2 separate regions of the Homo sapiens genome follow, and region 1 is linked to region 2. Evidence: chromatin loops called from intact Hi-C (ENCODE). Cell type or tissue: pancreas. All regions are shown on one strand. Each heading gives the region's core, and the rest is flanking DNA. Links, peaks and the distances in the headings are about the cores only. Region 1 overlaps LOC105377134 (a long non-coding RNA gene). Region 2 overlaps LIPI (lipase I).

Evidence for each region. Hi-C counts contacts between places; a loop is a spot of excess contacts. Peaks named below come from ENCODE experiments on the same cell type or tissue, not always from the same donor. Only the 100,000 strongest peaks of a DNase experiment are listed, where the experiment ranks them.
Region 1: it touches region 2 in a loop (3-fold over the local background); 2 of 110 quality-filtered maps call a loop at or near these places.

What each region holds. Positions count from the first base shown.
Region 1 is chr21:14,066,489-14,082,831 of GRCh38, forward strand. The region is part of intron 1 of LOC105377134 (a long non-coding RNA gene); the gene reads left to right. It also overlaps the pseudogene ANKRD20A18P, the pseudogene RNA5SP488 and the pseudogene ERLEC1P1. Among named protein-coding and RNA genes, the nearest start is that of LIPI, 140 kb to the right of the region's middle. RefSeq lists enhancers at 10,000-10,294, 10,041-10,330. In pancreas, for the core only: no CTCF peak of the experiment used is centred there; DNase peaks (open chromatin) are centred at 4,303, 6,653, 9,063, 9,813 and 1 weaker place.
Region 2 is chr21:14,127,645-14,143,987 of GRCh38, forward strand. All of the region lies in intron 9 of LIPI (lipase I), which reads right to left. It also overlaps the pseudogene ERLEC1P1. Among named protein-coding and RNA genes, the nearest start is that of LIPI, 75 kb to the right of the region's middle. In pancreas, for the core only: no CTCF peak of the experiment used is centred there; no DNase peak of the experiment used is centred there.

The sequences.
Region 1 (16,343 bases), core at 3,169-11,168, 61 kb before region 2:
ACACTTATTTTAAAAAGAACCCATAGAATGGATCCTATAAATAAATTTCAGTTGCATCCGTAGGATGGAATAATATGTGACCGTTGAAGGTGGCAATAGATACAGAAGTACATTGATGTGTGAAGATGTATTTTGTTATAGCTAGCGAGGAAAAAAAATCAGTTAAATTATACATACACACAAATATACTATGGTCTTGTTTTAGCAAAAAATATGTACAAAATATAAAATTTGTAATTTCTGAGCAATTGTATTTTAAGTAAAGTTCTTTTCCTTTTTCTTATCTGTGATTGCTGCAGTGAGCGTGTACAAAGCTTCTAGTAAAGTTTATTAATAAAGGAATAATCCTTGGGAAGAGAGGAATATGAATCTTACAATATTAAAAATAATTTCTCGCTTTCTATTTTTATCATTATTTTGTGTATTGTTATCTTCTTTGAACTTTTAGCCTCTTCAGAAGTAAAAAGGGAATGTTTTTATCTGTTTCCAGATTTTATTTTCTGTATATATTATTATGAACATGGTTTTCTTATATATTCACTCAATTTATGCAAACAATGATAGATTAATAATTTCATTTCAATTGTATTCTTTAAAAATAAAAATAATATATAAATACTATTGCAAAAATATTGCTTTATAGGAGTTTATTTAAAAATATCGATCTCCCCAACTGTATTTATCCATTCTTTCATTCCATTTATTCATCAAACATAACCTGAGTACCTGTTATGTAGCAGACATATTCTACTATCTCTCAGGACGCTTCTATCCTTAAAAACTACATGTTTACCTGCCCTGCCTGCACAAGCTGAGAGATTTAATATAGGAATATTGGGACTTAATCTCCTTGAAACTTTATCTCCCACCTTTCAAACAAAAGCATTTCTGAACTTAGAAAATAGTAGAAGATAACCTTTAACTGCTCTTTGAAAAGTTTATCAGTCTTAAATACTAATATTAATCATTGGAAAGTGTTATTTGCATATATTCTGTAAGTATTATAAGTATTGAATAAAATGAGCCATGTGTATTCATTTGAATCATGAGTTTCCTTTGGCTTCAATTTGTTTGAAAATGAAGGAATTAATTTTTTTAAAAAAATGCATTATTGTTATTTCAGTGCTCTTTCCCCATAGTACCTTTAAGAACTAAAATGTATTTAAGTGCCAGTTATATGCCTAGAACTGCCCTAGACCTGCTGAGTATACCATATTCTACTTAATGTAAGGTCTCATGGATTGTGTGATACCCCGCTATTTTATATATCAATAAGATAATTTTTAAAGTGCTACCAATTATAGTTATAATAATATAAGTGGCATTCCAATGTCAGAGGTATTAAAATGTGACCTACTCTTTAAGCCATCCTGCAAAGTAGGTGTAATTGTATCTTTTACCTAATTAAAATGTTTTTGTTAAGTAGTAATAGTAACAATTATAATATCTGGCTGGGTGCAGTGACTCACACCTGTAATCCCAGAACTTTGGGAGGCTGAGGTGAGAGGATTGCTTGATGCCAGGAGTTTGAGACCATCCTGGGCAACAAAGTGAGATTCTTACTCTACAAAAATTTTTAAATAGCTGGGCATGCTGGTGCACATCTGTAGTCCCAGCTACTCAGGAGGCTGGGGATGGAAGATCGCTTGAGCCCAGGAGTTCCAGGCTGCAGTGAGCTATAGTTACATCATTGCACTCCAGCCTGGGCAAAAGAGTGAGACTTGTCTCAAAAACAAAAATCTTACAATTATTGAGTTGTAGGAACTATTCTAAATACATAGCTTCTCATTTAAGCATCACGATGGTGTCCTATGAGATAGCTACTATTGTCATCTTCATTAATGAGGAAGTTGAGGCACAGAAAGGCTAAGAAATAGTTGGTAAGTGACAGGGTTTAAAGTAGGACTCAAACCCTAATTGAACTGAATCCAAAGACTGAGCTCTTTCTATTCAAATAGGCTGCTGTTTTCATTAAGGCAATGAGCAATCAGAGCTAGTAAGTATTGTACTTTCTTCAAAAAAAAAAAATAAGTATTTGTTTTGAAGGCAGAGGAAAAACATGCTATTCATTTTTTACAGTTACATGAATGATTGTATGTTTTGAGATGTTGCACTACAGTTTCCTGAAAAGTCCTCTTACTCTCATAGAACTGCTCTACATTTGGCCTGTGCCAGTGGCCATGTGAAAGTGGTCACTCTCCTGGTTAACAGAAAATGCCAGATTGATATCTGTGACAAAGAAAATAGAACACCTTTGATACAGGTATATTAGAGCCAACTCTTTTAGCATGACATGGATTTGATTTGCATACATAGAATTAAAATAAATTGATCTCATTTACATATAACTAGTTGGTGAAACCTGTGGAATGTGTATTTTGAATTCTTGGAATTTACAATCTATTTCTTGGTCTAATACGGACAGGCTGTCCATTGCCAGGAAGAGGCTTGTGCTGTTATTCTGCTGGAACATAGCGCCAATCCAAACCTTAAGGATATGTACGGCAACACTGCTCTCCATTATGCTGTGTATAGTGAGAGCACCTCACTGGCAGAAAAACTGCTTTTCAATGGTGCAGATATTGAAGCACTGGACAAGGTATAGATCAATCAACTTTCTTCCCAAAATATTTGTTTTAACATTGACATAGGTAAGGGTCATTTTTTTATATTTGGAAGCTCAACCATTCCCTGAATGCAAATGCAAATTATTTTGAAATAATTGTCTAAGATTTTATTTTAAATATTGATACTTTTAAAGGAGCATTAAAGGGTATGGCTTTATAAAATGCACTTTGGAAAATATTTGTGAATTTGTTAAAGGTAAAACTTTTTCAACTTTTTTTCTGTGGAGGGTTATTCTTTCCTCCCCCCCCCCCCCCCAGTTAGTGTAAAACAACACAGGAAAGAAATTATGCCCTGGAAATAGGCTTTATCTTAAAACTCAAACAAAACTAAAGCAACTTACAATAAGTGGATATGTTGCTGCTGCTAATTTTCTGAAAAACCGATGTATCATCTCTCAGTGGCACAAGGCTTAACAGGGGAAAATGGGAAGGGAAAAGGAGAGCAATCAGAAATATGCAGGTCACTTGGAAATTAGGTAATGAGCGAAAATGCCAAGAATAGTTTTTTTTTTTTCTCTTAGTTTGTTGTTCTTCCAGTTTATGCCTAAAACTTAAAGTATAGTAATAATAATAATAATAATAAAAGCACCCCCAAAGCAACCAACCAATCCAAGAAAAAATACGTCTCAGGGTTCTGTTGGTCCTCTTGCATGGGCGGCCCTGCCCCCCTGTTCTGGCCTGGCTCAAGCACCCTCCACCCTACCCCAGCCTGCTGGAAGGAGCTCTGTCTACCAGAGCAGAGGGCTCCCTCTCCCAGGCTCTATCACTCTGGCTCTCTAGCTCTCTCACCCTCTCTCTATTTCTCTTATTTCCCCTCCATCTCATGCTCTTTCTGTCACTCTCTCTCTCTCCTTCCTGTCTCTCTCTATATCGTGGTCTCTCTCCCTCAGTTTCTATCTCTCCATCCTCTTTCCCTTGCTCTCCTTCAAGCTGTATCTTTGTGTATCTGTGTGTGTCTGTGTCTGTGTGCCCGCGCGCATGCACCCATGTGTGTCTGTGGGTGTGGGTTTGCTCGTGGTGGTGGTGAGGTGTGTCTGGCTGTCCATCAGCCTCTCTCTCCTGGGATCAGTCTGCCAGCTCTAGTGGCAGCGCCGGGCAAAGCAGCTCCTCCCACTCACTTGGCCACGGGCCATGTCCTTGTCGGGACAAGCGACGCTGTTAGTGACATTGTGAGAGAAAGGGCTCGTAGGGCTAGGGCGGCTGTTCACCCCTGGGCAGCCCTGGTAGCTCTGGGTGGGTGAGGAAAGAGGGGGCCTTGCAGGTGGGGCGGCAAGGGAACCAAAACAATCCCTCGGGCGGCAAGGAGGAGGACAGGAGGGTATCCCAGGACCGTGGGCCCAGGGCCCTGAGGGCTGGGAGCACAAACTGTCCTGAGCAGGCGCGATGTGGTGGAAGCTTGGGAGCTCAGGAGCCTGGGGAAGGCCTGGAGCGTCGGAAGAATGGAGGCCACCCAGAGAGCCCGAAGTCTGGGCAGGGGATGGAAACCTCTGGCGTCCCCACTCAACAGCAGGGTGCCACCACGGCGGTCCGGTGCATGGCCTCGCCAGCGATGGCGGGAGGCTCTTGGAGGCCGGCGGAAGGTCCAGCGCGGAGACCCACAGTGCTGGGGCGTGGAGGGGGAGAGCAGCCCAGCAGCGGGCGAGTGGCTCAGAGGTGACCGATCGGAGCCCCGCGGCCCTGGAGTGGCGGTGATGCCTGGAGCCAGGCGGGCGTGGCCGGGCCCGGCTCTTGTGTCAGCCAGGTATCACTGCCGCTGTCTAAGGCCTTACCGCCCTGAAGACGCCTGCTCTCCTCTGGTCTGTGAAGCTACGCAGGGTGGGGCTTGTTTCAGTTTGAGGGAGACCGCGTGGGACTACTGGACGCTGTGGGCTTTTGGCTTCCCGCTCTCTCCCTCTTTCCCCCTTTTGTTGCTCTGCCTCCCAACCACCCCCTGACTCTGCTACCCCTTTTCCGGCTGCCTGAGTCCCCATCGCACCCCAGGACCTCCTCGTGGGGGTCCACCGCTGCAGTACCGCCAGGCAGCAGCATCCCACCTCTTCCGCCTTGCTGCAGCTCCACCAGGTCCCCGGCTCTAGCCAGGCCGGGGCAGGCCAGGACCAGACCCCCAAAGGCACAGGCCCAGGTTCCCTGCCATCCTGGTTATCTTCCTGCTCCAGGAACGCCCACGTAATTCAATTCACTCATCTGGCGCCGCCGCAAACATCCAAGCCTGGGGAAGTTGCGGGCAGGGGCAGAGGGTCCCACAGATGCCAGCCAAGAGCTCCTCCAGAACGCACGGGCTGCTTTTTCCAGGGAAGGACATTGCCTTTGCCAGCTACCAGGAAAACGTCCTTGTGAACCCGGATTCCCATTGCTACCGACTTCGTGTAAACTCCCGTCCCGAGGACACGAGAGAGACTCAGGCCTCAGGCGAGGATTCCCTGGATTGCACCCAGGGTGCGTGTCTCGCCCACAGGAGCACCCCAAAGCGGCAAGAAGACACCGGGTGATGGGAACAGGAAGCCTGGCTTTGAAGAGGACGTTGAGGCAGTCCGTGGAAAAACTTCCCAGGGATGACAGTGCCTTCCCGACAGACCCTGCGGCAGAATGGGAGGGGGAGCGTGGAGTCCCTGTCTTGCACCCAGGGTGCTTGTCTCGCCCTCAGGGGGCACCCCATAGCGGCAAGAATTCCCCCAGAGAAAGGTAACAGGATGCCCCGCTTGAAAGACATGCACCCTGGGTGCAAGCCAGGGACATCCCACGACCACCCCGGGCCCGGCACAGAGACTGCAGGGAAGGCACTGTTTTTCGTGGGATTTCCCGCACCCCCCCCCGGACTGCCTCAACATCCCCTTTCAAGCCTGACATCCTGTTCCCTTCCACCAGGGTACATCTTGCCGCTTTGGGGTGCCCGTCGTGGGTGCGACTCGCACCCTGGGTACAAGCCAGAGACTCCACGACCACCCCGGGCCCTCCGCAGGGGCTGCCGGGAAGGCACTGTCGTCCGTGGGAGGGCCTGGCCCGCCACTTCTTCCCCCGTGCTGCCTCAACATCACCTTTCAAGCCTGGCGTCCTGTTCCCTTCCCCTGGAGGTCTTCGTGCCCCTTTGGGGTGCCCCCCGTGGGCGAGATACGCATCCTGGGTGCAAGCCAGGGACTCCATGAAACCCTCGGGCCCAGGGCAGGGGCTGCCAGGAAGGCACTGTCGTCCGTGGGAGAACCCCAGCGTTGATGTTGTTTTCCCCGGGCTGCCTCAATGTCCCCCTTCAAACCTGAAGTGCTGTCTCCTTCCCCCGGGGGCCTACTTGCCGCTTTGGGGCGCACCCCGTGGGAGAGACACGCACCCTGGGTGCAAGCCAGGGACTCCCCGACGCCCCGGGCCTGGCGCAGGGGCTGCCGGGAAGGCACTGTCCTCCGTGGGAGGAACCCGGCTCGCCACTTTTTCCCCCGTGCTGCCTCAACATCACCTTTCAAGCCTGGCGTCCTGTTCTCTTCCCTTGGAAGACTTCTTGCCACTTTGGGGTGCCCCCATGGGCACAACACGCACCCCGAGTGCAAGCCAGGGAATCAACAACCCCCCCATGCCCAGCAAAGGGGCTGCCAGGAAGGCTCTATCATCCAGGGGAAGTTTTTTCCCGGACTCCCTCAAAGTCCGCTTTCAAGCCCTGCGTCCTGTTTCCTTCCCCCGGAGCTTTCTTGCCACTTTGGGGTGCCCCCATGGGCGCGATCGGCACCCTGGGTGCAGGCCAGGGACTCCACGACAACCCCGGGCCCGGCGCAGGGGCTGCTGGAAAGGCACTGTGGTCCGTGGGACGACCGCGGCCCACTGCTTTCTTTCCCGTGCTGCCTCAACATCCCCTTTCAGGCCTGGCATCCTCTTCCCTTCCCCCGGAGGCCTTCTTGGCGCTTTGGGGTGCTCCCCGTGGGCGCCACACGCACCCTGGGTGCAAGCCAGCGACTCCACAACCCCATTGGGCAGGGCGAGAGGCTGCCGGGAAGGCACTGTCGTTCGAAGGACCTGCCTCGCTACCTTTTACCCCGGGCTGCCTCAACATCCCCTTTTAAGCCTAACGTCTTGTCCCCTTCCCCCGAGGACCTTCATGCCGCTTTGGGGTGACTCCTGTGGGCGAGACATGCATTCTGAGTACAAGCCAGGGACTCCACAACACCGCCGGGCCCGGCCCAGGAGCTGCCAGGAAGGCACTGTCATCCGTGGGACCACCCCAGCCGCGCTGCTTTTTTTCCCCCGGCTACCTAAACGTCCCTGTTCAAGCCTGGCATCCTGTTGCTTTCCCACGGAGGACTTCTTGCCGCTTTGGGGTGCCCCCTGTGGGCGAGATACGCACACTGTGTGCAAGACAAGGACTCCAGGACCCTCCCGGGCCCAGAATAGGGGGCTGCAGGGAAGGCACTGTCGTCCGTGAGAGGACGCCAGCCTTGCCCCTTTTTTCCCCGGGCTGCCTCAGCATCCCCTTTCAAGTCTGGCATCCTGTTCTTTTCCCCTGGGGGCTTTCTTGCAGCTTTGGGGTGCCACCTGTGGGCGAGGCACGCACCCAGGGTGCAAGCCAGGGTCTCCAAGACCCCCTGGGGCCAGGCGCAGGGGCTGCCGGGAAGTCACTGTCCTCCGTGGAAAGTTTTTCCCTGGACTGCCTCAAAGTCCCCTTTCAAGCCTGGCGTCCTGTTCCACTCCCCCGGAGCCCTTCTTGCCGCATTGGGGTGCGCTTTTAGGTGAGACACGCACTGCGTGCAAGACAGGGACTCCACGACCCCCCCTCCCCCTGGGCCAGGCGCAGGTGTCGTCCATGGGAAGTTTTTCCCTGGAATGCCTCAACATCCCCTTTCAAGCCTGGCGTCCTGTTCCCTTCCCCTGGGGGCCTTCAAGCCTGGCGCTCTGTTCTCATTCCCCAGGAGTCTTCTTGCCGCTTTGAGGTGCCCCCCCCATGGGCGTGACACGTACCCTGAGTGCAAGCCAGGGACTCCACGAACCCACGGGCCCAACACAGGGGCTGCAGGGAAGGCACTGTCATCCGTTGGACGACCCTGGCCCGCCCCCTTTTTTTTTTCCGTGCTGCCTCAACGTCCCCTATCAAGACTGGCATCCTGTTCCCTTACCCCGGAGGACTTCTTGCCGCTTTGGGGTGTCCCCCATGGACGTGACACGCACCCTGGGTGCAAGTCAGGGACTCCACGGCTTCGCAAAGCCCGGCCCAGGGTCTGCTGGCAGGCACTGTTTTCCTTGGGAAGTTTTTTCCCCGGACTGCCTCAACGTCTCCTTTAAAACCTGGCCTCCTGTTCCCTTCCCCCGGGGGTCTTCTTGCCGCTTTCTGGTGCCCCTAGTGGGGGCGACACACACCCTGGGTGTAAGCCAGGGACTCCACGGCCCCCCGCGGCTTCTGTCCTTGTTTATGGTAAAAGTAGGGAACTCTGCTTATGCACATCAACGGAATCATTATTATACGCAGAGGCCTTGGACTGGGGCATTTTGTACCCCATTGGCTCACCTTTCGTTTTACCAGAGAAGGCTTTCTTACTGAGTTTTGGTCACACTCCTTCCCCGCCCGTTGCCCCTCGTTGTGCCTGAAGATTCGCTCTTGAACGCCTGAGGAAGAAAGTGGTCTGCCTTACGACCAAAAGCCTGTGGCAAATTTTGAGTGCTTTCCATCAGGGCCGTTGCCTGGTGTGCATGCACTCACCCCTAAAGTCCCTCCCTTTATCCACCTTTCTCTCTGGGGCAAAAGTCCTCCCCGAGGCCCATACACCACGGTAGTACACAGAATCTTACCACAATCACTCCGGGTACTTGCGCGCACTTGGCAGAGTGGAGCAAGGGACTTGCGCTGGACAGACAAGGCAGCATCTCTTATAGAGTGGGAGGGGCCTGCCTCACTCATCCGCCTCTCCCCATCCAAGGACCTCTTCAGGAAGCACTGGCAAACACCGTGGTGGCTGTTGTAGCAGAGGGCATGGGGTTGGCACAACCCGCCACCGTTTGTCTCGGGCACGTGGGGGCAATCTGGAGCACTCCTGGATCACCACAAAGGCCCAGGTGGTGCCAACCCTCTCGTATCCCAGAAAGGGCAGCATGATGTTTTGTAGGGACAGTCCCCCATGGCCGCAGAGAGGTGCCGGGTCCACCCCCAAGGCAACAACCACAGGAAGCCAGAGCAAAGGTGCCTGCTGTGTCAGAGGACCCCACCAATCTTCTCAAAGCCATGAGGCACAAGGCATGAGGGCAGCGAGGTCATGCCAAATTCCCTGCCCCATGCCTCCCAACACACTACCCACGAGCGGGGAGGACAGACGAGGGGCCCCGCGAGCAGAATGAGAAGAACGGTTCCATTCACCATGAATTTCCATCCTTTGCTCCTCGTGGCTTAGTCCCGACCTGGGAGAGCGTGACATCACATTGATCATGAAAAGCCCCATAGCGGGGCGGTGGTTGAGTGAGGGTCTTTCTTGACGAAGCTGATGATCATAACAGCCCAGCCAGCCTCGCTCCGGGATAGGGACAGCAGACAATTTAAGGAAGAGAATGGCTGACGTGCACAGCACAAAGCCAACAGGATGGGGTTGTTCTGACCACCCCGTGTGCCCGCAGCAGGGAGCACACGGGTCAGAGGAGCCCATGCTGCCTTCCCCACCAGGGTCAAAGGCCCAGAGACAGTTATGACACTACGATGCATGAGAGCAGGCACACAGGTCCCAGCAATCAGCTCAAGCTGGGGCAGGGCCGGTTAGCCGGGTTACTGCTATACCAGAGCTTCACATGCATCTAGAGGCCCAATCTAATCGCCAGACAGCATGTCAGCAACAATCTGGTGGCCCAAAATGCCAACTCGGAGTGAAAGATATACCTCGCCTGGGGGCGGGGTGTCAAGTCACCGACCACACCACCGGCCCAGAAATGCGCGACCTGGACATCTGTCCTCAAAAAGGCCACCATGGCAGCCAGATATGGAACACCCAGGCCTTCTGTGGACCCCGGGACACACACAGGAGCAGCAGAGGGTCAGGGACACCCTCCCGGCCACCCGTGCAATGCAGGGGCTGGCCCATTTCTCCAGAGCGAGACTCGGAGTCATTTTCAGCCGGTCCCTCGCATGACTGGATCACATGAGGGACCCAAGCCCGGCCAGCTGCCACCTTTCGGACCACATGCGTGCTCAGGGACCGCTCTCCAACTCGGCATGGGGACTTGGAAAAAAAGATCAGGGCAGAGGGACTGGGGCCGGGCCCGGTGACCGCTCCTCGGCAACCAAAGGACAGTAAAGGACGGTCCCTGACTCCCCCGGGGACTTGGAAAATAATTCGGCAGGTGCCTCAGATGTCCAGGACCTGTACTGGCCTGCCACCAGGCTGGGAAGTTCGTCCCCAGCCACCCGCAAAATGCCCAATACGTCCCCGCGGGTCTTGGGTCAAGCCTTGGGAGTTGGGGGCGTGCTGTTTGACCAGCCAGGGCAGCCCCACACTGCCATTGAGCAGGGAAGCGCGGCGACAGCCTCCCCCCACAAGCCCTGCACGCCCGAGCTCTGACTCACAAGTGACGCGCCAGAGCTCCAGATGGCAGGGCAGCCCATGACTGGGAAACCAAAACCATGAGTGGAAGTCTTTTGAAGGCCCAAAACGCAGCACCTCCTCCCCAACTTCACAGAAACCGTTCCCCAACGTGTCTCTGCATAGGCTGCAACAGAGTCAAAAGACAACTTGGGAGTTTGAAGATGCATCTCAGAAGGAGAAAGAAGAAACGGGACTTGGTCGCGGATCGGTTAGGACACAGGGAGATACAGAATGAGGAGAGTCTTCTAGAATCCAGACAAAGACAGACAGAGGAAGGGAGGGAGAAAGGAAATGGAGAAAAGAGACAGACAGAGGAAGGGAAGGAGGGAGGGAAAGGAGCAGCGAGGGAGGAAGTGAGGAAGGAAATGAGAAACAGAGAGAGACAGAATTTTAAAAATCTAGAGAAAGAAGTATAAAGAAAGAGAGAAAGAGACATAGAAAGGGAAGAAAGATGAAAGAGATAAAGAATAAGGAAAGAAATAGAGGAAAGCCAGGAGGAAAAAACAAAGGAAAGAAAAAAGAAAGAAGAAAAAAGAAAAAGAATAAAAGGCAGAAAGAAGAAAGGAAAGAAAGGAAAGGAAGGAAGAAGAAAGGAAGGAAGGAAGGAAGGAAGGAAGGAAGAAAGAAAGAAAGAAAGAAAGAAAGAAAAGAGGAGAAAATAACAAAGAGGACAGGGCATGGTGACTCACATCTATAATCCCAACACTTTGCAAGGTTAGTTGGGAGAATCACCTGAGCCCAGGAGTTTGAGACCAGCTCTGGCAACATAGCGAGACCTTGTCTCACTTAAAGAAAAAAAAAAAGAAAAAAAAAGTTAGCCGGGCACGATGGCATGCGTCTGTAGTCACAGCTCCTCGAAAGGCTGAGATAAGACCATCTCTTGGACTCGGAAGGTCAAGGCTGTGGTGAGCCAGGGTCAGGCCAATGCACTGCAGCCCGGGTGACAGAGCGAGACTTCGTCTGAAAAAACTTGAACGAATAAAGATTGCGAGTCCTGCAAGAAAAAGATATAAAGGAAATGAAGAAGGAGGTCGCGTTCTGAAAGGAAAAATATTTTAAAAAGAAACAATGGGCGGATGCGGTGGCTCTTGGCTGTAATCCCAGCAATGTGGGAGGTCAAGTATTCAAGACCAGCCTGGCCAATATGGTGAAACCCCATCTCTACTAAAATTACAAAAATTAGCCGGGCGTGGTGGCGCGCGCCTGTAGTCCCAGCTACCTGGGGTGTGTGTGAGGCAGAAGAATCGCTTGAACCCGGGAGGCGGAGGTTGCCGTGAGTTGAGATGGCGCCACTGCACTCCAGCCTGGGTGACAGAGCGAGACTCTGTCTCAAAAAAAATCAAAAAAGAAAGAAAAAGAAAAAAAGAGGAAGAGAGAAATATGGAAAGAGAGAAAGAAGAAAGAAAGGAAAAAGGAAGGAAGAAAAAGAAAGGAAAAAGGAAATAGAAAAAGAAAAAAGAAAGAGAAAGAAAGAGGGAACTGGAGAAATTAAGAAGACAGAAATGAAAGGAGAAAGATGAAAAAAAAAACCTCTAAAAAAATAGTAAGGCCCAGGGCGGGGCTATGATGCACTTTCCACTTTACCAATATGCTGGCCAGGGAAAGAAAAATGTTAAACATAACGTAACGGTAAAAAGTGACTATGGCGGCTTAGCCAGGGTGGTTGAGTTTCCCTAGGGAGGGAGGGAGAGAGGAAGAGGAAACTGTCAGCGTCGAAGGAGAGAAACCGAGGTGAGGGGGAGGGGACAAAATAGGAGGGGGAAGGGATGGAGGCACAGTAGTTCACTCTGGAATGTTTTCTAGCCTGGGGTGGATGGGGAGACACGGAGGGCAACTCAGGAAACAAGCTGACTCCAGAAATGACACCGAATTCATAGTGCTGCCATCGCTGCCTTGAAAGGTGTGCACTGCATAATAACCTCCTTCGGTCGTTTAGTCCCACAGGCTTGACATCTACCTGCTTTCACAATATCTGGGGAGAATCAGAAAAGTCCCTACTAACGAAAAGGCCTAGGGTGGAGCTGCCATCTGTAAAACCCAGGCAGAAGAGTCCACGCGGGTTAAACACACAAATAAAGAAAAGGAAACAACTGATCAAAAGAGCAACAATCTGGCCCAACCAGAATCTCCAGAGGTTTTCTGGGCAATGAAGGAGTGGGAAACAGAGGGACGGAGGTAGAGCGGGCCTCAGAGAGCGGGGTGGGGGCGGGGGGAGCGGAGAGAAGCCACGCTCCTTCCGTACCGTGGGCGGGCGGCCAGAGCGTCCTGTGCGCCGCCTAGACTTCAAAAACGTTGACCGCTAGATGACGACCGATGACAACGCATGGAAGTGTCAGCCCGGCACCCTCCCAGGAGCTCCCAACAACTAATCGACCAGAGCCCCTGCGGGGGAAGAAGCACCGTGGCTCGGGAAAACATGGAGAAACATGCGCCTAAGCATGTACACACGTGCACGCCATATCCCACAATATAGACGAGTTTATACCGTGATAGTGAGAGAATCCATTTCTAGTAACAAAAGCAGCAGGCTGGGCGCGGCGGCCCACGCCCGTCACCCCAGCAATCTGGGAGGCCAAGGCGGGCAGACCACCTGAGGTCAAGAGTTCCAAACCAGCCTGGTCAACACAGCGAAATCCCGTCTCTAAGAAAAATGCAAAAATTAGCCGGGGTGGTGGTGGGTTCCTTTAATCCCAACTCCTGGGGCGCGAGAATCACTTGAACTCGGGAGGTGGAGGTTGCAGTGAGCTGAGATCTAACCACCACACTCCAGCCTGGGCAACAGAGGAAGACTCCGTCTCAAAAAAAAAAAAAAAAAAAAAAGAGTCAATCGCTTCCATCTTTAGACGAATACACTCTTACGCTTAGACAGATAGCTTGGAAGGTACATAAGCTTTATAAACATTTGTAATTTTGAGTCAGTCTGGCGATATTTCCAGGCCTTCTCCCTGTAAGTGGTCACAGAAATAAAAACTCCCTCCTTTTTCAGCTCATCTGCATCTCGTTATCAGGCCGCGAGAATAAGCAGCCTGACCCTCAGTTTGGTCCGGGAACAATTAAACTCCAGCCCGGGTGACAGAGGGATATTTTGCCTCAGAAAAGAAACAAGAAAACAATAAAAAAAAAATGAAGATATTAGCCGGGCGTTGTGCTGTGTTGTGGCTCGCGCCCGCGCCTGTAGGCCCAGCTACTCGGGAGGCTGAGGCAGAGGAAGATCGCTTTAAGCCCAGCAGTTCAAGGTCACAGTGAGCTATGATCCTACCACTGCACTCCAGCCTCGGTGACACAGGAAGACTCCGTCTCTAAAAAATACATGAATGAATGAATAGATGAATGTAAAAAAAAAAAAATGCAAGGAGGTGGCAGAGCACGGGAAGGCTCCACTCGTTCCTAAAGACCAGAGCAGAAAAACAGGACCATCCGTTTGAGATATATGCTATTCCGAATCACAGTGGAGGCCTTGAGGATTTCGGAGCAAGGCCCTGCCATTATCTGCAGATAACCATTCTTCTTTGGAGCCACAGGCTATCTCAGCTAGCCTCTGGCAGTTGGTAGAAACCAAACGCCCAACCGTGGGGCCACGAAGTTATCGTGTGAGCTCAGCCACTCATCACACACTGGGCGTAAGTGGGTGTGCACAGCAGCACTCCGGGGTGACACGCAAGGGCTGTGGACCGGATTGGGTCCAAACAGATCCTGAAGCGCAAGTAAGTTCCACGAGAAAGTGGCCCAAATGCCCATGGTACCCAGTCAAGAAATGAGCTAAGAAATTACACATAGCTGGGCACAGTGGCTCATGCCTGTAACCTCAGCAGTTTGTGTTGGGGAAAGCAGCCCCACACCATCCGGCGGGTACCCCGAGTCCAGTGGACACAAAGGAGTTAGAAAGAGACAAAATAAGTGTTTAAAAGGCGGGTCCAGGGGACCGGAGCGTCGGAGGCTTGCTCCAGGCCCAGAGCTCTCGGGCTCCGGCGGAATTCAATGGTTTACAAGCTCTTTGTTCTTAGGGCAGATGGGAGGGGTAGAAAGGGATGAGGAAAAGGATTAATCACCGAAGGAGAACTCGTGAGTCCTTCAATAAGATGTATAGCAGTGGCGGTTTTTGTGAATTTCCTTGAGCAAAGGCGTGTGTCTAAACTACTTAAGATCTTTAACTTATCGGGACTGAAATGGGAGGGAGTGGGTTTCAGGAGGAGCCAAGATGTTTGATGATACTCCACTGTTTCAAGGGAGTGTTATCTCCCTTAGCAACCTGTGGAATGCCTCTGAGCTGTTATGCTCTCGGGGCATAAAGACATGAAGGCAATAAGGAGAGTTTTCTTCTCAGAGGCTGCCCATGGCTCCCCATGGGTGTCTCACAGGGGAGACCAACTCATCTGGCACCCCAGAAACTCTCTTTCCCACACTTTGGGAGGGTGAGATGGGTGGATCACTTGAGGTCAGGAGTTTGAGACCAGCCTGGCAACCACGGCAAAACCCTGTCTCTACTAAAAATATAAAAATTAGTCAGGTGCAGTGGCGCGTGCCAATATTCCCAGCTACTAGGGAGGCTAAGGCAGGAAAATTGCTTGAACCTGGGAGGTGGAGGTTGCAGTGAGCTGCGAGCATGCCGCTGTGCTCCAGGCTGGGTGACACAGTGAGACTCTGTCTCCAAACAAAAATTTAATTTAATTTAAAAAAAGAAAGTACACATAGAAATTACACATAGCCAAGTGCAGTGGCTCACGCCTGTAATCTCAGCACTTTGGGAGGCTGAGACAGGTGGATCACTTTGTAGCATCATTGCTGCCTCGAAAGGACAGAGGCGTGTGTTTATGTCACTATTGGTTTTATTTTTTTCTTTTTTCCTGGAAACTCATTTTTTATTATTATTATTAGTAGTAGTAGTAGTAGTAGTAGTAGTAGTATTTTGGATACGGAGTTTCACTCTTCTTGCCCAGGCTGGAGAGTAATGGTGCAATCTCGGCTCACCGCAACCTCTGTCTCACGGATTCAAGGATTACAAGCAAGTGCTGCCATGCCCAGCTAACTTGGTATTTTTAGTACAGATAGGGTTTCTCCATGTTGGTCAGGCTGGTCTCGAACTCCCAACCTCAGGTGATTCCCCCGCATCAGCCTCTGTAAGTGCCAGGATTACATGCATGAGCCAACGCGCCTGGCCTCTTTGGTTTTGTTTTGTTTTGTTTTTGAGACGGAGTCTCACTCTGTCACCCAGGCTGGAGTGCAGTGGTGCTATCTCAGCTCACGGCAACCTTCACCTCCCGGGTTCAAGCAATTCTCCTGCCTCAACCTCCTGAGTAGCTGAGATTACAGGCGCGCCTGGCTAATTTTTTGTATTTTTAGTAGAGGGAGGTTTTCACCATACTGGCCAGGCTGGACTTGGACTCCTGACCTCATGATCTGCCCGCCTCTGCCTCCCAAAGTGCTGGGATTACAGGTGTGAGCCACCACACCTGGCATATTTATTTCTTTTTCAACTGATCAAAGAACAGTCAGACCCAGTCATCAGGGTGGCAATTCCCTAGGCAATAAGGGAGGGAGAAACTTGGAGGTGGGGGCAGGGGCAGTGGAGAAGACGCAGTTGCCCCGGGCTGCATGCAGGCACCACAAGCTTTCTTCCTCCTTGAGGCCTTGGTTTTCAGAGTAACAGTGGCCTCTAGGTGATGCCCAACGTCTGCCAATTAGAGTGTCAGCCTGGAATGAATTGGGATCACCCGGAGGGGAGAGGGGAGGGGAAGAATGGAGGCACCCACAGTACAGTGGGTCACCGCGCCCTCCCAGGCAGTCCCCACAACTAATCAACCGGGGCCCCTGGAGGGACACAGCCTAAGTCCCCACCCATCGGATCATCTAGAAATTCCGTCCAGAGACCGATTGGAAATTCAGTCAAGCTCCAAACCTAAAAGAATCACTGGCACACCCACCAGGACTAAGACAACTTTTAAAAGAATCGTTTCTGTGTTTTGGGTGCATCCGTGTATTTCTGTACAACAAAGTTATTTATTTTAAATGTTACAAGTTTTTTACTCCTTTTCTTTTTAACTTCTTACGTGTACAGTAAGAAGGGGACTCGTCAGCTCAGAGTCCATGAAGCCAGAAGCTGACATCCTCAGTTCCTATTTAGAATGAATTTAAACAAGCCATCCAAACACTCTGCCATGAAACTCCTGGAAAGACAAGTGAT
Region 2 (16,343 bases), core at 2,778-10,777:
AGAAGACAGTGAGATAAATAAAATATGGACAGACCTGTTTGTCTTTTCCCTTTCCTTTATAATAAGTGGCTAAGAAAAAGAAATGTATGCAGAGAACAATGGTTGTGTGCTCACCAACATTCTGTACTAAGGTGTAAATATCATAACCTGAGATAGAAGATTTAAAAATGTTCCTCCTCCTTGACGTCTCTTCTAAGCATATATAAAAATGAAATTGTCTAAAATGAAGATAGTTACATATGTATAGATATTAACTATTTATGATAAAACAAACTTTGGGGAAAAATGAAGGATCCAATAATAAAGGACACTAAATTTAATAATCCACAAAAGATAGAATACAAAGTAGCCATTAACTTAGGGAAAAAAAATGCTTACAACCCAGTTCATGATATAACATAGAACCAATAACGTTGTGTTCACCTTGTTTTTTATGTAAATAATGAGACTTGAAGATACTGCAGTGTAGGCTGAATGATGTATACACACAGACACTGTGTCATATAATGTAAAAAATTAAATGCATGTTTCAACTGTAACATATGTGTTTATGAGTAAATATAACAAAATATTAACAATTACTATCTCATAGTTGCAGAATTACATATGAATTAAAATTTCCAAATCTTCCACAATGGGAATAATTGACTATATTTCTTATTGAAAAAGCTGTTATTTTTAAACTAGTAATAACTAAAAACAAAAGAAAAATAAAACAAGGACAAATTAAAAACTCCAAGAAAGATTTTAGTTTCAAGTCATTGCAAAGGTGCTTCTGAGCTGAGAAACCTTAGGTAGCCTGTGTATCAACTCTGGATTTCTATTTCTTAAACTAATAGAGAGGATACCTCATAGATTTGTTGCAAGGACTGAAAAAATAGCATTTGTAATGTAGTAGACACCAATTAAATGTTTCCACTGTTACTCATCTAGAAAGCAGTTCACTAATATAAAATAATTATCAAGGATATATCCTTAAAGATGCCTAAATAGTCAAAGAAATCATCAATCTTAGGTACACGATATATCTTAAGTGTGTCATCCAAAGCATGCATGTTGGAGAAAACTGAAAATTCCTTGCTTACATATTAGTTCTCTATAGGAAATAATTAAATTCACTTTGGGGCAGATAACTCTAAAGATAAATTCTACTTTCAGAGATAAAATTGCAATCAATGCAGATTTTATTATCTAACTTTCTTAGTCAACTGTGATCAGAGCCTTCCTATATCCTTAACAACGCCCTGGGTGAGAGTATTGATCATTATAGTTCTCAGAGTGAGAATGGTAGCAGAAGTGAATAAAGAGTTTGAACAAGATGTTTAGAAAGTAGTAATAATACAAATTTTCCAAGAATCTAGGAGTATTTATATAGTTAGAGAAGGAGACATAGTTTCACAGAAGTATTTGGAATAAGGAATTTTGTTGATTAAATATTTCAACAAAATAGACAAGTATGTTTTATATAATTATGACGTGGTCAGCCTGTTCATTGAGCTGTGTATTTATAGATAAGAGAAGGCATAATGAAAGTCAAATTGGGGACCAATCAGGGAAGGGAAGAAAATGAGAAGAAATGATTTAGCACCTAATATTAACTAAACACTTTACATATATTATACCACTAAAAATAAATGTACAGAATGGCGAGACAAATATAGAAAGAAAAGCAACCATTTTATGAATAAGAATTATTGAATGCATTTATATATATTTGTAATATATCTTAATCAAATTTTGTTAAGATGTGTATTGATTATTGAATACCTAGGTAATAACTATAATTGTGTCCCACAACAGTTAGTGAAAATATGTGTTGTAATTTTCAGGATTTCAAACTAAAAAATTCTTAAGATGTGTACCCAATTATACAATTACCACCTAGAATTATGTCATAACAACTTCTAGGCAAACTAAAGAGAGAATCATTTATTTTAATTATTTGTATTTTAAAATTCTTATGTAATATAACTGCAGAAAAAAATTAATAAAAACAGTTTGATGTCATGGAAGAATGAAGTCAGAAAAAAGAAAAAAATAACAATTTTAAAAGTCGATTGTGAATTAAAATATTCCTTAATATGATAGGTAAAATGCTGATTTTTAAAAAAACCTAAGTATAATAATCTATTTGTTCAATAATGACTCTAATTGTTTTTTTTTTTAAAAAAAAAAAAAGCTTATTTCTCACCTTCCTTAAACAATTTGATTCTTCTCAAGTGAGGCACAACTCACACAACATAGAAAAACATACATATGGTACTCTCACTGTTGATTTTGTTTGAAGTTCCTGTTCCTTATTTGTATCACTTCTCAACATTTCTCTGAACCTGGACAGCATCATTTGAGGACCAAGGAAAAATTGGAGAGGGGGTGGTGGAGAGTGACAGTGGAGGAAACATTTTAGGATGGATCAACAAACTTTGTAAAATTGTAAAGTTAGTTTTTAAAAAATTGCTACTTTTAGACACTCTTCAGAGTTCTAGAGTCCCAGTCCCCATATTCTCCCAAAGTTTAGCCATAATGTTTAAGAGAAAAAGTGAAAGATAGCCAGGTGTGGGGGTGTGCACCTGTAACCCCAGCTGTTTGGGAGGCTGAGGCAGGAGAATCGTGTGAACCCTGGATGCGGAAGTTGCAGTGAGCCGAGATTGTGCTATTGCACTCCAGCCCAGGCAACAGTGCAAGACTCTGTCTAAGAGAGAGAGAGAGAGACAAAAGTGAAATGTGAAAGATTTTAGCATCTGTGCCCTGCCCTTGGACCAAGTTCAAGTTGACATTGCTACCACCACCACCTCGCCAAGGAAGGATGAGGAAACCAGGCTCTCTCTGCTCTGTATATCTAGGATAATACCCACTACCATGCTATGGGCTGCTGACAGACCAAGACTTGAACAGACTGCACTGCCCACAGTTTCTTGCTCATTCAGCACACCTGAGTGGAGCACCGCCCTCTCTGGTCACAAGCCCACACCTAGCATCATTTTGAGAGTTTAGTGATATGCTGTGCCTGACCCTTGGGCCAAGTTTGAGGAGATGCAGCTGCAGCTGCCAACCAGCCAGAGGAGGGATGGAGAGATCAAGCTCTTCTAAGCACACTTAGGACAATAACTACTCCCCTAATGCCAGCAGCTGTGGGACTGAGGTCTAGCCTGCCCCACCCAACACAGCCACCAGGAACACCAACATGGACCAGTTGTGTCCCAGTGCATTGCTCCACCACCACTCATCATCCACATGCTACCCAGAGATCTGAGAGCCTTCCCACACAGCTGGCTCACCACTCCCACTACTAACTTTTTTGTTGTTGTTGTTTTGTTTCGTTTTGAGACGGAGTCTTGCTCTGTCAACCAGGCTGGAGTGCAGTGGCACGATCTCAGCTCACTGCAAGCTCTGCCTCCCAGGTTCATGCCACTCTCCTGCCTCAGCCTCCTGAGTGGCTGGGACTACAGGCGCCTGCCACCACACCCGGCTAATTTTTTGTATTTTTAGTAGAGATGGGGTTTCATCATGTTAGCCAGGATGGTCTCGATCCCCTGATCTCATGATCCACCCACCTCGGCCTCCCAAAGTGACCCACTACTAACTTAAACAAGCTACTTGGAGGCCCCAAAATCATCCCTCCAGGACCAACTAGCACTGGGGCCAGTATAGGCTGTTCTGGGGCCTAAAAACAGGCACATTTACCCCACTCTGCCACCACTGGGGTCTGAAGCCTGGTTCAGTTAGCATCCAAGTCCCCATCAAAACTTTGCCACAACATCAACTAATAACTACCTTAAGTCACTGAGGAAATCACAGTTAATACAGACTCTGTGTACTGCTGAAGAAGTCATACAAAATTATACTATCACAGGCACCCAAAATCAAAACCAATATATCCTACTCAACCAACAATCTACAAACATCTTTAGGAAAAAATTCTCCCCTATAGAAGCACTTTAAAAAACTGAAACAAGTGACTGCTACACCAGATGTGTAGATATCAGTAGAAGGACACAGAAACATGAAAAAGCAGGGAAATATGACACCACCAAGGGACCGCAACAGTACTCAAGCAATAGATCCCAACCAGAAAGAATTCCTCAAAGTGCCAGGTAAATAATTCAAAATATAGAATTTAAAGAAGCTCAATGAGATGTAAGAGAAATCTGAAGACTCATACAAAGACATCAGAAAATCAATTCAGGATATTAATGAGAAATTTACAAAGTTTCTTGAAAGAAAAAAAGCATAAATTCTAGAAGTAAAAATTTCACTGAAGGAAATACAAAATACATCCAAAAGCTTCAATAAGCTTCAACAATAAATTAGACCAAGAAGAAGAAAGAATCTCAGAACTCAAAGATACGTTTTTAAAAATAATCCAGTCGGGCAAAAAACAAGCAAATAAACAAACAAAAAAACAAAGCCTTTAACATCTTTTACTACATGAAGTGACCAAACGTATTAATTATTGGTATTCCAAAGAAGGAGGAGAGATCACAAAGCTTAGAAAAACTACTTAAGGAAAGTGGATAAAAACTTCTCAATCTAACAGGAGAGTCAGACATGCAAATACAGGAGTCCCACTATTTCCCAGGCAAATACACTGCAAATAGTACATCACTGTGGCATATTACCTTTAGGAGGTCTAAAGGCAAACTGAAAGAATTTTTAAATTAGCAAATGAAATGTATCTAGTCACCTATAAAGGAAGCCCCATCAGAATAACAACAGACTTTTTAGCAGAAACCTTATGAGCCAGAAGATAATTGAATGACATTTTCAAAGTGCTGAAAACACACACACACAAAAAAGTTTTGGCCAAAATATTTATATCCTTCCAGAATAAGCTGCATAAATGAAGGAGAAATAAAGTATTTCCCAGACAAGCAAATGCAAAGAAAATTTTTCACCAATTAACAAGTCCTACAGGAAATGCTCAAAGGGATCCTAAACATGGAAACAAAAAGTCAATATTCACCATCACAAAAACACAAAAATATAAAACTCACAGTTCTTATAAAACACTCACACAAAGGAAGAAGATACAGGAATAAAATGGCAACACTACAGAATCTCATAAAACCACAAAGTTCTTCAAAAAGATAAATAAAATTGATAAACCACTAGCTAGGCTAACCAAAAACAGAGAAGATCCAAATAAACACAATCTGTAAAGAAAAAAGGGATATTACAACTGACACCACAGAAATACAAAAGATCTTGAGAGACTATTATTAACAACTATGTGCTCACAAACTAGGAAACCTAGAGGAAGGGAGTAAACTTCTAGAAACATACAACCTCCCAAGACTGAACCTAGAAGAAATAAAACACCTCAACAGACCAAAAATGAGTAGCAAGATTGAATCAACAATAAAATCTCACAACAACAACAACAACAAAAAATGCCCAGGACCAGATGGATTCACAACCAAATTCTACCAAACACACAAGAAACTAATACATATCCTCATGAAACAACTCCAAAAATTGAGGAGGAAGGAATTCTATTCTTTCTAACTCATTCTAAGAGGCCAGTATCACCCTCATATGAAAACCAGATAAAGACACAACAAAACTACAGATTAATATTCCTGAAGAAAATAGATGCAAAAAATAGCAAATCAAATGCCATAGCACATTAAAAAAATAATACACTGTGATCATGTGGGATTTATTGCAGGGATGCAAGGATAGTTCCACATGTGCAAATTAATAACTATGACATATCACATAAGCAGAATGAAAGACATCATCTCAATAGATCTAGAAAAAGCATTTGATAAAATTCCACATCTTTTCACGAGAAAAATTCTCAACAAACTAGACATAGAAGGAACATACCTCACATAATAAAGACAATAAATGACAGACTCACAGCCAGCATCAAACTTAATGGGGAAAAGTTGAAAGCATTTCCTTTAAAAATTGGAAAAATATAAGGAAGTTCACTTTCACCACTCTTATTCAACGCAGTACTGTAAGTTCTCACCCCAGATAAATCAACCAAGACAACAAAATAAAAGGCACACAAATTGGAAAAGAGGAAGTAAAATTATCTCTGTTTGCTGATGATATATGCTTATATCTTGAAAACCCTAAAGACTCCACCAAAAAAACTCTTAAATTTAATAAGTGAATTCAGAAAAGTTTCAGCATACAAAATTACCATACAAAAACCAGTAGTGTTTCTATACATCAATAATGATCTAGCCAAGGACAAAGTTAAAAAGACAATTTCATTTTGCAATGCTACAACACATTAAAATACTTAGGAATATAGTTAATCAAGGAGGTAAATCATCACTTGGCCAAGCACAGTGGCTTGCCACTGTGGGAGGCTGTGAGCTCCTTGGGAGGCTGAAGCTGGAGGATTGCTTGAGCTCCAGAGTTCAAGATCAGCCTGGGCAACATAGGGACAACCCATTTCTACAAAAATAATTTTAAAAAAAATAGTCAGGCATGGTGGTGCATGCCTGTGGTCCCAGCTACTTGGGAGGCTGAGGTGGGAGGATCACTTGGGCCCAAGAAGTCAAGGCTGTAGTGAACTGTGATCATGCCAGTATACTTCAGCCTGGATGATAGAATGAGATTCTGTCAAAAAAACAAAACAAAAACAAAACTCTGTAAGGATAACAACAAATTACTGATGAGAGAAATCATAGATGACACAAACAAATGGAAAATGGCCCGTGCTCGTGGATTGGAAAAATCAGTATCATTAAAATGACCATACTGCCCAAAGCAATCTATAGATTCAATACAATTTCTATTGGATTACCAAAGTCATTTTTATAGAATTAGAAAAAAAATCTAAAATTCGTATGGAATCAGAAGAGAGCCCAAATAACCAAAGCAATCCTAAGCAAAAAGAACAAAGTTGGAGGCATCATATTACCTAACTTCAAATTATACTACAAGGCTAGAGTAGCCAAAACAGCATGGTACTGGTATAAAAATAGACACACAGATCAATGGAACAGAATAGAGAACACAGTAATAAAGCCATACCCTACAACCAACTGATCTCCAACAAAGTCAACAAAATAACACACTGATAAAAGGACAGCCAATTCAATAAATAGTAGTAGGAAAATTGAATAGCCATAGGCAGAATAATGAAACTGGACCCCTGTCTCCCACCATATACAAAGGTTAATTCGAGATAAATTGAACACATAAACATAAGACCAGAAACTATTAAAAAAAATCTTAGAAGAAAACCTAGGAAAACCTCTTCTGGCCATTGGCAAAGAATATATGGTCAAATCCTCAAAAGCAAATGCAAAGAAACAAAAATAGACAAATGGGACTTAATTAAACTAAAAAGCTTCTACACAAAAAAGAAACAATCAACCGAGTAAACAGAAAACTTACAGGATGGGAAAAAAATTATATGCAAACTATGCACCTGACAATGGGTTAATACTCAGAATCTATAAGTAACTCAAACAGCTCAAAAAGCAAAATAATAATCCAATTAAAAAGTGGGCGAGGACATGAACATACATTTTTGTAAAGAAGACATACAAGCAACCAAGAAATATATGAGAAAACAGTTGACATCACTAATCATCAGAGAAATGCAAATTAAAAGCACAGTGGGATTTTGGGAGGCAGGGCAAGATGGTGGAATAGAAAGCTCCACTATTCCCCACTGCAAAGACATCAAGTTAACAAGTATCTACACGGAAAAAAACACCTTCATAACCAAAAAATCAGATGAGCACTCATAGTACCTAGTTTTAACTTCATATCACTAAAAGAGGAATTGAGGAGATAGAAAAATCAGCTCTGAGTCACTGACACCACTCCTCCCCCATCCCCAGGAGTGGCGGCATGGTGCAGAGACCCTCTCTGGGTGCTAGGGGAAGGAGAACACAGCAATTGAGAGGCATTGAATTCTGTGCTGTTCTGTTAGAGCAAAAGGAAAAACCAGATCAAACTCAGTTGACACCAGCCCACGGAGGGAGTATTTAAACCAGGCCTTGCCACAGGGGAATCAGCAATCCCAGTAGCCTAAACTTTAGTGTCAAGAAACCTGGCCACTGAGGCCCAAAGTACTCTTTGCCTCTAAGTAAGCTTGAAAGGCAGTCTAGGCCTTCAGGACTGCAACTTGTAGGTGAGTCCTAGGGCTGAACTAGGCCCAGAGGCAATAGATTGAGGGGCCATGTCACATACTGAGACATCAGTTAGGGAAGTTAAGGGAGTACTGGCATTACCCCTTCCCTAACCTCAGGCTGCACAACTCGTGGCTCCAAAAAAAGACCCCTTCTTCCCACTTGAAGGAAGGAGAGGTAAAGGTGGGGAGGACTTTGTCTTGCATCTAGCATAGCAGCTCAGCCACAACACGATAAGGCAACAGTCAGAGTCCTAAGGCCCCGTCTCCCCTGTTCCAGGCTCTAGCTCCTAGAAAACATTTCTAGACATGCCCTGGCCCAGAAGGAACCCCACTGCCTTTGAGGAAAGAACCCAGTCCTGACAGCATTCATCACCTGCTAACTGAAGAGCCCTTGGGCCCTGAATAACCAGCAGCAATACCCAGGTACTGCATGGAGGGCCTTGGCGAGCCTCAGAGATTTGCTGGCTTCAGGGACAAAACTGCTACAGGAGGGTAGAGCACCAAGTGGGCTCGTGGGGTTCACAATTCCAGGACTTGATTCTTGGATGGCATTTCTGGACCTGCCCTGATCCAGAGGGAGCCCACTGCCCTAAATGGTGAGTCCCAGGCTAGTTAGCATTCACCACCAGCTGTCTTAAGAGAAATTGGGACTTAAGGGAAAATCACTGGTAGTCTGGCAGTACTTCTTCTGTCCAAGGGTGGTGGTGCCTATGGGGTGAGGCTCCCCTGTCTTTGGAAAGGGGAGGGAAGAGGGGGAATGACTGTGTCTTGTAATTTGAGTGCCAGCTCAACTGCAATATAGTAGAATACCAGGTAGACTTCTAAGGTTTTTGACTCTAGTCGCTGACCCCTGGATAGTACTTCTGGATCCACTCAGGGCCTGGGGGACCTCACCACCCTAAAAGGAAAAACACAGGTCTGAACGGCTTGGCCACCTGCTGATTGTAGAACACCAGGGCCTTGAGTGAACATAGGCAGTTTCCAGGGAGGAGTTACAGTAGGTCTTGGGCAAGACCCAGTGCTGTACTGGCTTCAGGTCTGACCCAACACAGTCATAGTGTTGGTGGCCACAGGTGTGCTTGTGTCACTCCACCCCCAGATTTAGGTGGCTCAGAGCAGAGACAGAGAGACTCTATATGTATGGGAAAATATAAGGAAAGAGAACAAGAGTCTCTGCTGGTAATCCAGATAATTCTCCTGGATCTTGTCCAAGACCATCAAGGTGGTACCTCTATGAGTCTCCAAGAACCACAGCATTACTGGGCCTGGGGTGCTCCCTAAAGCAGGAACAGCTTAGATCACAACACTCAAGTTGTGACCCAAGTGTTTTAAAAGGTCTGGAGTGCTGTCCTAAGAAGGATGACCAGAAATAAGCCCAGAAAGTGAGGACTACAATAAACACCTAACTCTTCAATACTCAGACACCGAAGAACATCTACTAGCATCAACACCATGCAGGAAAACATGACATCAACAAAGGAACTAAATAAGGCACCAGTAAACAATCCTGGAGAAACAGAACTATGTGACCTTTTAGACAAAAAATTCAAAATAGCAGTGTTGAGGAAACTAAAAGGAATTCAAAATAACACAGAGAAGGAATTCAGAATTCTATCAGATAAATTTAACAAAGAGATTGAAATAATTAAAAAGAATCAAGCAGAAACTCTGGAGCTAAAAAATGCAGTTGGCACACTAACAAAAGCATCACAGTCCTTTAAAAGCAGAATGGATATAGCAGAAAGAAGAATTAGTGAACTTAAAGACAGGCTATTTGAAAATACAGTCAGAAGAGAAAAAAGAATATAAAGCAAGGTAGCATGCTTACAGGATCTAGAAAATAGCCTTAAAAGGGGAAATACAAGATTTATTCACCTGAAAAAGGAGGTAGAGAAAGAGATAGGGGTAGAAAGTTTTATTCAAAGGGATAATAACTGATCCAAGATAATAACAAATAACAGGGATAATACCCAAACCTAGAGAAAGATATCAATATCCAAGTATAAGAAAGTTATAGAATATCAAACAGATTTAACCGAAAGACTACCTTGAGGCATTTAATAATCAAACTCCCAAAGGTCAAGGATAAAAAAAGGGACCTAAGAGCAGCAAAAGAAACAAATAAAATGTTATGGAGCTCCAGTACTCCTGGTGCCAGACTTTCAGTGGAAACCATGTAGGCCAGGAGAGAGTGGCATGACATATTTAAAGTGCTGAAGGAAAAAAATAAGTTTACCATAGAGTAGTATATCCAGGGAAAGTATTTTTCAAGCATGAAGAAGAAATAAAGACTTTCCCAGAAAAACAAAAGCTGAGGGATTTCATTGATACCAGACCGTATTGATTACAATGTTCACCATTGAGGTTTTGGGCACACTAATAGCCCAGACTTCACCACTCCACAATATATTCATGTGAGAAATATGCACCTGAACCCCCTAAACATAGATAAAAAATAAAAATAAAGATTAAAAAATTAAAAAAGATTTCAGGACAAGTAATATAACAGGATAGATAGATAGATAAAAAAATAAAGATTTCAGGACAAATAATATAACTGCATATTGGCTGTCTAAGTTTATTCTCTAAATTAAAGACAGCTTTTTGGCTGTTCTTCAGTGAATAAGTGCTCTCATTTATCTAGAGAACAGCATAATATTTTTAAAAGAATCTGGAAATGATTGAACTAAATCCAATTAAGCTGAATAACTAGAGGAGTTAAAACAAGTGTGCAAGGCACTCAGACTAAAGCTGCAAAATTTTGGTATCCATATAAATTTTATTAATTTTTTAATCAAGGTATTTTTATAAGAAAAAGTCACTTAATTTTCTCCAATTATGGAATACTTATATATTTATTATATATTTGGAAAAAATTGTCCCTAGCCATCATTATGTTGTGATAGTTCTGCAATTTTAATGATTGCATAACATTTAATATTACAGCTATTCCATAATCAATGTATAAATTACCCTATTATTGAGCAGTCGATTTATTTATAATTTTTAGCATTGTTAATCAAATTGTAAATGTCTTCTATAGAAATACATACGTGCATTTTAGATCTTTCATTTTATTTATTTAACAAACATTTACATAACACTTATATGCCAGGCAATATATTACATTCTTTATAAATATTACATTATTTAATCTTCTTAACAATTCTGCAAAATAGACTATAACTACTCCCATTTTACAGGTAAGGAAAATGAGGCACAGAAAGGTTAATCATATTTTCAAGGTAATAAAGCTAGTAATTAGCTGAACTGAAATTCGAACCAGGATACTCTGGCTCCAAAGCTGACACTCTTAAATGTTACTTTCTGCTATGTCTCTGAAGTATAAATTCTAGAAGAGGATAGGGCCAGAAGTATTAACACTTGGGGATTATTAGAGTATTTTATTCACTTATTTCCAAATTGTATACTATACCCAGTATACAATTTATTAGTGTATTTTATTATTAGTGGGGATTATTAATGTATTTTATTCACTTATTTCCAGTATATGTATACAATTTTACATACCTACAATTGGTGAAACAAGATGGCAATTTCAGTATAACTTCAACAATATACTTTTTTTACAGTTTGGGAAGAGATATATTATGTCTCATAGCCTTCAATTGGGTTTAAGCATTTAAAAACATGTCTATTAATCATTTTTTCTTTCTTTTTAAAATTGTTCCATGCCAATGTATTTATTTCTGCATTTATTCATTCAACAACTATTCCTTTAGTGCCCAATATGTACCAGGCACAGTTCAAGGCACTTGAAATAAGTCTTTGAAGAAAATACATAGACTCAACATCCTCAAGAAACTTATCTTCTACTTGCAGAGATACAAACAATAAACAGCAAACATAAGTACAGAGGACAGTATAGATAATAACTCCTACGAGAACAACAAAAAATTCCAGGTAAGAGGATTGATAGTGGAAGAGCTGCTGCTCACAATTGTAAACAGGATGATAAAAGTAGGCTTCATTGAGAAAATGGCATTTGAGCAAAAGCTTGGAGGTGAGAAAGTTAGCCATCGGCACTTCAAGGGGAAGAAATTTCTAGGCAGAGGGAACATCCAGTACAAAGGTTCTAAGGAGGATCCTACCTGGTGTGTCCAAGGAACAGCAAAGAAGGCTGTCAGGATATAGCTAAGTGTGCAGGTACAGTAGTCAAGGCGTTGAAATTGGGAGGTATGAGGCAGTGGAGATACTAGTTAGGTCATGTGGAGTTTGTAAGCTATTGTGAAGACTTTGGCTTTTATATGAAGTGTGAAGGCAAGACTTTTGAGATTGTTGAGCAGAGGTGTGACATAACCCACTTTTAAAAGGGTCACTCTGGACAACAAATTATAGGACAACAAATTATAGGACACAAAGCTAAAAGCAAGAGAACACTTAAGAGGCTATTTTAAGAATTCAAGGAGAGATGATAAAACTTAGTGAGTTTGTAGCAGTACAGGTGGTAAAGAATTCTGGATATTTTCAGAAGGTAGGAACAAAGAGATTTCATGATTGGATGATGAGTGAGAAGAAAAAGACTAGTCTATGATGAACCCAGGTTTCTTGGCTTAAACAACTGGAAGGATATTTCTTTCCATGTTTCAACTAGAACGTATTTTAAAAATATTTTTGTAAAAGTTATTTATATATAAATAATTTAAATCCATCTATGTCATATACATTACAAAAGTTTTCTCAGTTTACTTTTGTTAATTTTGTTTGTGACATACAGTTTTAATTTTGTATATTTGTAGGCAACCGTAATATTTTTCTTTCAGTTTCCTGTTTTGGCTTTCATTATTGTGCAAATATAAACATTTGCCTAGATTTTCCTCCATTTTTTTGTTTATCAGTATACATTTAATACTTTACCATATCTAAAATTAATCTTGATATATGACATATCAAAGTCTTTTTCACTTGTCATTTATTCCAGCATCATTTTCTGTAATGCTCTTCTTATCATCTATAAAATTCTATTTTGGAATTTTCCATTTATTCCATTATATTCTTCCTCAAGCATCAAATATCTTTATTGTTGTTTTGGAATATTACTGTTTCATAAAGCTGTGAACATTACATTCATTATTCAGTCTGTTTGGCTCATCTTATTATTTGTAATTCCAAGTTGATTAGGAACAACCAAGCAACATCTACCTTAGATTTTGACTGGAGTCATGTTAATCTTGTAGGTGCATTTAACAAGAATGGCTATTGCTATAACATTGAATCTTCTACTCCGTTGATAATTTTTTGAATATTTGCAGAATTCTCTTCATCATCAAAGTTTTAAAATAAAATTTATAAGAATGGGTCTAAATGTTTGTTCTTTTCGTTCTTTTAGTTCCTGGTTTTCAGTTCATCCTTTCCATTTGAGATCTGTATCTTCTTTTCCTCAGTTGAAGGGGAATTTTTTTTTATTACATCCGTAGTTAGTTCTTCTGCTGTGTCTCCTCTTCAGCAACATTAGGTATCCAAAATATTGCATTTCAGTTATTTCACCCTAAGACCCTATTTTCTCTATTTTTATATCTCCTTATTCTATAAGTTATTGATAAATATATTTTCTACATTATTGGTCAAATCTATTATTTACTATTTTAATGTTGATACCAAATAACTTTAGTTGTTTTTTTTTTTTTAACTCAGCCAACCTTCTTTTAACTGCAATCAGTTGTCCCATCATCTCACTCTTCACTCGTTCTTATATGGATTTTTGTTTTCTTAACTACCATTGAGAACATTGAGCAATGCTTTATGGAACTTTCTTCTGTTTCCTGTTATAAATCTTTTAAAAAGTCAACCTTATTTCTAAATCTTGATTGTTATACCTTTTCTTCTTGCATTGCTATGCTGCATTAGGCCTCATTTTGTTGTTGTTTTGTTGTGTTTTTCTTGTCCACTTCTGCTTAAATGACGAAAGTGGTAGCTGCCCTGGCATTTGCCCATGTACACAGAGGGTGGATTATCCTTGGTTCTTTTTACCGTCCATATGAATGGAACTAAATTTCTGTTTCTCATCTTGAGCTTATGTGTTGTTTTATATGCAAATATTCTAGCTAAATTTCTGATGTCTGGCCAAGATTTACATTGTGTGCTGCCTCTCGACTGAGGAGGAAATTCTCTTGTATTTATGATACCACAGGGAGAAAACTTCATCCCTGGATAATATAAATTCTTTAAATTTAAATCCCAGGAAGAAAGCATGCACTACAACTTCTAGACATCTCTAATTATACTCCAACTTTACATTTAGAAGGTATTAATAAGGCAACAAGGGGACAACAACCCCTGTTACAATGATGCAAAACTCCTGGCCCCTTTACAGCCTAGCCTTAGTGGACTACAAATATAATTTCTATTCTTATGTTTAGTGGAGGCTTTGCATCTTCAAAATAACAGTCGGGGGTTGGGGGACTAGGGGAGGGATAGCATTAGGAGAAATACCTAATGTAGATGACAGGTTGATGGGTGCAGCAAACCACCATCGTACATGTATACCTATGTAACAAACCTGCACATTCTGCACATGTATCCCAAAACTTAAAGTATAATTAAAAAATAGAATAAATTGAAATAACATTGAATAAATAAATGAATACATAAACTAACCTAAAGGAAATAAACAAAAATGTCAGCATATTAGGTCAATGGCTTAATTATAGATTATAATAATTATGTATTATATAAGTATATTTATAGATTATAGATAATATATTATATATATATTTTGTTGTTGTTGTTGAGACAGTGTCCTGCTCTGTTGCTCAGGCTGGAGTGCAGTGGCACAATTATGGCTCACTGCAGCCTTGACCTCCAGGCTCAAGTGATTTTCCCACCTCAGCCTCCTTAGCAGCTGGGACTACAGGCACGCACCATCATGCATGGCTAATTTTTTAAATTTTTTGTAGAGATAGGATTTTGCCTTGTTGCCCACGCTGGTCTCAAACTCTTGGCCTCTAGTGATCCTCCCGACTTGGCCTCTGAAAATGCTGGGATTACAGGCGTGAGCCACCACTCTTGGCCAATTTGTATACTTATAATTTAGATTTTATATTTATACTATAATTAGTATATTAACTTACACTTATATTTGATAAATATTTTAATATCTATCAACTCAATTATTTGCATTATCTGTCCTAGGAAGTACTTTCCTGACATCAAGTTCCCTAAGATGTGAACTTTAATCAGCATGCTACTTGAATTTTAATCAGAATCATAGAGTAAAAATTGCCCTGGAAGAGTGTTTTATAGAAACTCTAGAAAAACCCAGCGAAATATGCCTACTCCACAATTGTATTTGCTGTTCTAATGACCAGATAATGGAATCCCCAAATACAGTAGCCCTTTACCATTAAAAGTATTAGATGTTTTGGAAAAGAGAGAGTGATGAGAAGCAAAAATAACAATAATAATAACAGATACAGAGATTAGTTGAAGATTGAAAATCTTACAGCTCTAGTCCTTCAAGGCATGATCCCTCCCCACTATATACTTTCATAGGGAATGATATTGCTAATGTTCCTGCCGAAAATGTTCAGATATTTTGGCATTTTCAAAGGCAAGGAACAATACAATTACTCCTAGATTTTTGCCATTATAGCAACATCTGATTTATTGACTTTTCAGTAACTAAATAATATCACACCAAAAGTTATAAAATGACTTCCCAACTCTCTTCTGTTGATATAGACCCCACCTAAATGTATATTATTATCATTTATTATTTTTATTTTTACTCTCCACAGGTTCTTGTGTACTATGTTTAACATTGACAAGAAGATAATTAGGAAATAAATATATATAAATACAGGAACATAAAGAGAAATAAAGAGGAAGCACCACAGTCAACTAAAAAAGAGAGATTCCCAGCAACCTACACAACCATTTCTATAGGCTCTCAGCTGATGCTTAGTGTTTGGACAACTCACACATGCAGATTGACAGATGACCAACTTATAAAAGAGATTTTTAATAATTCTTAATGATTTCACAGGGTGTTGTCAATGGAAATATGGATTCTTCTACAGCAAACATGTACATCTATATCATGTGGAACAAGGATAGTGGGAAAACCTCTGATTGTGAGGACGTAGAACTGAGAAGAGCATATGAAATGTCATAAGAAAAACACTTCTGGAGCATGTCGTCTTCAAGAAAATGGTGCCCAGACAGTCAGGATTGTGTTACATTTTAATAGGAATGGGGATATTTGTGATATACTGAC